Regions from separate parts of the Homo sapiens genome. Here region 1 is linked to region 2. Evidence: chromatin contacts called from ENCODE Hi-C or POLR2A ChIA-PET data. All regions are on one chromosome and are shown on one strand. Each heading gives the region's core, a stretch centred on a gene start or an enhancer-like site at or near the end of the contact. The rest is flanking DNA. Distances are from core to core; before and after follow the strand shown.

Evidence for each region. Hi-C counts contacts between places; a loop is a spot of excess contacts on that map. ChIA-PET counts read pairs that join two places held with the same protein, here RNA polymerase II (POLR2A). Pooled maps may share reads with other maps.
Region 1: a map of mammary epithelial cell shows a loop between it and region 2 (21-fold over the local background). The contact joins two enhancer-like sites. A Hi-C loop is called at or near these places in 6 of 168 maps with a recorded cell type or tissue (HepG2, MCF 10A, PC-9 and 3 more), 1 of 37 single-sample maps with no recorded cell type and 10 of 50 pooled maps. POLR2A ChIA-PET finds 5 or more read pairs at or near these places in 8 of 52 experiments (AG04450, OCI-LY7, WTC11 and 3 more).

What each region holds. Positions count from the first base shown.
Region 1 is chr13:45,392,786-45,395,485 of GRCh38, forward strand. SLC25A30 (solute carrier family 25 member 30) reads right to left here. Exons shown (of 10, transcript NM_001010875.4): 10 at 531-2,700. Among named protein-coding and RNA genes, the nearest start is that of SLC25A30-AS1, 24 kb to the right of the region's middle. Within about 2 kb of position 1,371, at least 4 of the 41 ENCODE cell types and tissues checked have a DNase peak (open chromatin) inside an H3K27ac peak, as active enhancers do.
Region 2 is chr13:45,310,431-45,313,130 of GRCh38, forward strand. No RefSeq gene overlaps it. Among named protein-coding and RNA genes, the nearest start is that of SNORA31B, 25 kb to the right of the region's middle. RefSeq lists a silencer at 1,351-1,410. Within about 2 kb of position 1,341, at least 4 of the 41 ENCODE cell types and tissues checked have a DNase peak (open chromatin) inside an H3K27ac peak, as active enhancers do.

The DNA of each region.
Region 1 (2,700 bases), core at 121-2,620, 82 kb after region 2:
TACCGTACCCGGCCCCCAATGTTAGTTTTTAAATAAACGACTATGTTTAATTCACATGCTAACAGGCACCTAGAGAATACTTTCAAGTAAAAAGATTAATGAACCCACTTCGCATTGAGTTAGCTGGTTGTTTTCTGCCAACCAGGTGTCCCTGCCTGGTCCACAGTTGACCAAGGATCCCTGCATCTGCCTCTAGCAACACCCAACACTGTATGAAGGGCTGAGGGGGTCTGACAGTTCACGTCACTGACATCCTCTCACTGGTATTTCGAATGCCAAGCCAGCCCTCAAATCAAGTTCACTGGCCTCGACTGAGCTGCCAAGTATTTCATACATGGGGAGGGGGGTTGGGGGGGGGGAGGGTAGGGGGATCACACAGGTGCCAGGCAATGAGTAAGATTATCCCAGCAACTTCTCCATGCAGAGAGAAATGTCTGCAGCTGCAACACTATTTCTACTCCAGCCTTCTAGACTCCATGTAGTTTGCCTTTGTTTGAATGTTTCTATTTATCTGAAATAACCAGAAATCATTTTTATTATTATATATTACTCCAGTTTATTAAATAAATGAAACAAGGCTTATGCCACATATTCCAACAATGTTTAAATAAAGAGCTTGAAATATAAAGGCTTATGAAAACTTCATACTCTTTATATAATGCATACTATTTCTAGCACATGAATAAATATAAAGGACAGGAGCCACTTTTTATATTATGAATCCACAACATTAAGCATCAATGATTACACAAATCCATAAGCACACAAACAAAAAAACCCATTGGTTATAAAAACTAGAATTCCTTTTGGCATATTTAAGAAAACCCAAAGGTGGGGAGGTACTTATAGCCAGAACCCTGACAACGAGGGGACCAAGTCTCCCAATTCCTTAAGTTGTTTCTTGGTTAGAAGCTTCAACAATTGCATTAACTCTTTCAAAAAAACAGAAAAAGCAGGTTAAGATCCTGTTCAATAAGGCACTTAATAAGTCTACACTGAAGAAATACTATGCTTTTATCTTAAATCGTGCTTAAGTTTTACCATGAGGTTTGAATTTCTTTCCACCTTGGTAGGAACATGTATGTAATTTGAATAAACTGGTAATAATACTGTCTGACATTCGCTCTTTACATGGTCATTAAAATGAATTTGCTTCTACTGTTTTAAAAATTGTATGCATATTTGAAAAAGTAAAATTTTTCTACATTAAAAAAAGAGCATTTCAAGAAAAGCAATCTTTAAACTCAAAGAACTCAAAAGTGAAAGCCTCTCTATAGAAAGTCTTTATAAAATCAATGGAATGTTTTGGAAAGAAGAAAAAATCCTAAGGTGTAGTTTAGAACAAGCAGCAAGGCCTGAATGAGCTCTGGGGTCCTCTGCTGCCCTCTAGGGTTGCCCAGGGAGAGCTGGACTTTCATCTGAGTCTCAGCAATTAACAGGTAACCCTACCCCACTGCACCCCGCCCCCGCCCCCACCTTCTGTTATCCTCTCTTTTTGATGACTTTGTCTTAGCTCTCACTTTTGGAAATAATATTCAAAGGGACCATTCATGCATAAGGAAGGCAAGGGAAAAATGCCTGCGAGGAAAAATTATCTCATCCTCCAAAAAAACCTGCAGTCCTTCTATTCAGTCTCAACAAAGAGACTGGCCAGACTGGGAATTTGGCCGCACTACTGTGGAAGGAGAATGCCCTGGAGCCCCAGCTAACATGTATTTAATGTTGTTCTCAAAGGGGGAACTGAAGAGACCCAAATAAATATGTTCCCTGTCCTGTGGCTGCCTCCCAGAAGTGGAAGTTCTTGGGGTTCTCACAGTCATCTTTTATTTTGAAAAGACTAAGATGAAGACAAGAAGGAAGAGGGCTCTTTCTCTGAAGCAGGTTAGAGTAAAGAATAAGAAAATAGAAAAAGAAAAAAAGAAGAGGGAGAATGACTTATTGTGTCTACAGAAGGAAAGAAAAAGGGAAAATATTACATACCACCTATCAGAAACTAGCTAAATAGATGCACTAAAGAAATCATTTTTAAAATTTCAAGCAGGTATTTTCCATCCAAACTAAACAGAAAGTCCAAGACAGGCACAACATAAACTAAAGTAAAAACTGGAAACCTGGAAAAATCAACTCTTTGATTCACTACCAACATTTTGCTAAGGAAAATGTACTAAAGCCTGAACTTATACAGTGTTCTTTCTTCAACAAGACCTTAACAAAGGGCTTCATTCACAATTACCATGAGAAGCCCATGAGAACATGCCCCTCTTCTACATAGACTGTTTAGAGCTGTTCCACAGCATGATGTAAACACATTTACCTTTCCAGTCAAGTAGCAGCAGCTACTATTTGTTCTTCATTTGACCCTCTACATCAATAGACGTTATTATCCCCATTTTACTCATTGAGAAATACATATGCTTTGCTAAAAATCATAAAGCTAATTACTAACATGACCTAAGACAGAACCTAAGCTGCTTGAAAACACCCCCCACCAATACAGACCTTGCAACCTTCAAAGCCAACACATAACACCACCACGAATTTAGAGATTATTACTTTGTAACAATTTCTCACAAATGTCAAGTCTTCAAAGCTTAAAATCACTTATTATAAGTGGAAGATCCTGCCAAAATAGGAAATGATAAAGCAGTGTGATATTCCTAGGATCCATTTCCTGCACCGTTTATACCTGGGGTTGAACAG
Region 2 (2,700 bases), core at 91-2,590:
CACTTGAGAGCTAGAATACCAATGCTTGACTCAACTCCTGTTTTCATGTTTGCTGGTTTCAGAAGCCCCTGAGGCAAGATTTCGGGTAGGAACTATCAGTTGTTTACCCTCCCCACCTAGCACCCACTATTTCATCATCTTCCCTGCCTTTGTCTGTCTTTTGGGTAGGAGAGGGCAGTCACAGGGCAAAGTATTCACAAGAAGATACAAAAGGGTGGCTGCAGATGCATACATGAAGAACTTTAAATGAAGACAATCTGTGATGATGCACCTGTGTTTTGCACATTACGTACTTAACTGCTGAAAGAATACGTTCATAGTAAACACATGCTAACCACTCTGGCCATGTCAGAATGCCTACACAATAATAACCGCATCAGACTTAATGTACCAACAGCCCCACTTCCATCCCCAACGGAATGCTTGGTATCTTTCTGCAAAGGAAAATTTGGAAGCAAGACTGCCTCTCTTTCCACTTAGCCAGCAGGAATTTCAATAATAAGATGCGGCAGCATCCATTGACTTTGTACCACCTGTCTTTTATTGTAAGTGTTCACCCTAACGGTTTTTATTAACGCTTTGGCTTCCGTCGCTAAGCAACGTGCCACGTTGGGGCTCTTCGCCAGACTACACCTGTACAAATGTCAGCCTCATTCTCCTGGCTCTGAAGGAAACGTGACCGTTCCCCAAACATGCTCTTTATGGTTGCTTCCTCCTGTTCTTTTTCTCCTTCCCTGAACCGCTCCCAATAGAGACAGGTTGGCGCTTCAGTGCATCTCAGATCCTCTGGCGCCCGGGCGCCCCCTCCCGGCGACACCTCCCGGCTGTGAGCGCGCGGGAAGAGGCCAGAGGCAGGGCCTCTCACCTGCTCGGACTGCAAACCACAAAGCGTCTCTTTTTTTTTTTTTTTTTTTTTTTTTTTTTTTTTGAGGGGCGGAGGTGGTCATTTTTATGTTCCCTGGGCAAAGCGAGCAGCCGTTTGGCTTATAAAATAGCAACGACTGCAGTGGCCCACACTGTCATCACGAAATGCCGCCTCTTGTCATGGTCCCCGGAAAACAGGGTTGAGGAGGAGGAGGAGGAGGAGGAAATGGATAATGCCGATGAGTTACTTTTTTTTTTTTTTAATTTGGGTATGTTCGAGTACATTCTGGTCTGAATGGCGGTGGAGGGGAAGGTAGAAAGGAGGCGTCTGCCGAGCAGCATCCGCGCGGAGCGAGCTGCGGTCCTCGGGACCCCGCAGCAGGAGCCACGAGCCCGCCCCGGCGTCCGAGCCCTGCAGGCGAGGCCAGGCTTGGCGCGGAGGGACCTCAGCGTCCGGGGAGCGCTCGCTGTCTTTGAGTTCCTGCTGCCAGAGCCGGGCCTCCTCTGCTCTCCGCAGCCTCGCAGGGAGGGCGCAGGGGCGAGTCCTGGGCGGGCAGGGCAGCCGCGCCCGCCAGAGAGACAAAGGCCAGGGGGTCTCTGGCCGCAGCACTTTCCAGCGCCGCCCGGTCCTCACACAGAAAACTCTTCTAGCTCTGCGGGTGCGGCTCTAAACGGTAATGTTTGCATTTTCTCTAGGGTGATCCGCAGAGGGGGCCAAGCCATAAGTCCCCTCCAAAAGTCTATATGTGTTCATCGCATGTTTACCAGAAGATTTGACACTACACCAAAAAGCACACAGACAAACACCTTAGAAGTATCACCGTAAAAACGGTTATCTTTCCAGCCAAAAGTCTTGAAATGTGTGGCTCCTAGCGGCAAGCAGCAATGGGATAGTCGCCAGGGTCCTTTTACCCTGTTTAGAAGGTTGGGGAGGCTGAAGAACATCGCCTGCAGGCCTGGTGGGGTGGCTGACGCCTGTAATCCCAACGCTTTGGGAGGCTGTGGCGGCAGATCACTTGAGGTCAGGAGTTCAAGACCAGCCTGGCCAACATGGTGAAACCCCCGTCTCTACTAAAAAAAAAAAAAAAAAAAAAGAGGCCGGGTGCGGTGGCTCGCGCCTGTAATCCCAGCACTTTGGGAGGCCGAGACCGGCAGATCACGAGGTCAAGAGATCGAGACCATCCTGGCCAACATGGTGAAACCCTGTCTCTACTGAATATACACGGCCTCCCAAAGTGCTGGGATTACAGGCGTGAGCCATGGCGCCCGGCCTTCTTTTTCATTTTTGAGACAGAGTCTCATTCTTTCTCCCAGGCTGGAGTGCAGTGGCATGATCTTGGCTCACTGCAGCCTCCGCCTTCCAGTTTCAAGCGATTCTCTGCCTGAGTCTCCTGAGTAGCTGCGATTACAGGCGGGTGCCACCGTGCCCTGCTTATATTTTATTTTATTTTTTATGTTATGTTATGTTATGTTATGTTATGTTATGTTATGTTATGTTATGTTATTTTTTGAGATGGAGTTTCTCTCGGTCGCCTAGGCTGGAGTGCAGTGGCGGGATTCGGCTCACTGCAACTTCCGCCTCCTAGGCTCAAGCAATTCTCCTGCCTCAGCCTCCCGAGTAGCTGGGACTACCGCTACACCACGCCCGGCTAATTTCTGTATTTTAGTAGAGAAGGGGTTTCACCATGTTGGCCAGGATGTTCTCGATCTCTTGACCTCGTGATCTGCTGGCCTCAGCCTCCCAAAGTGCTGGGATTACAGGCGTGAGCCACCGCACCCGGCCTTATTTATTTATTTATTTATTTATTTATTTATTTAGTAGAGATGGGGGTTTCA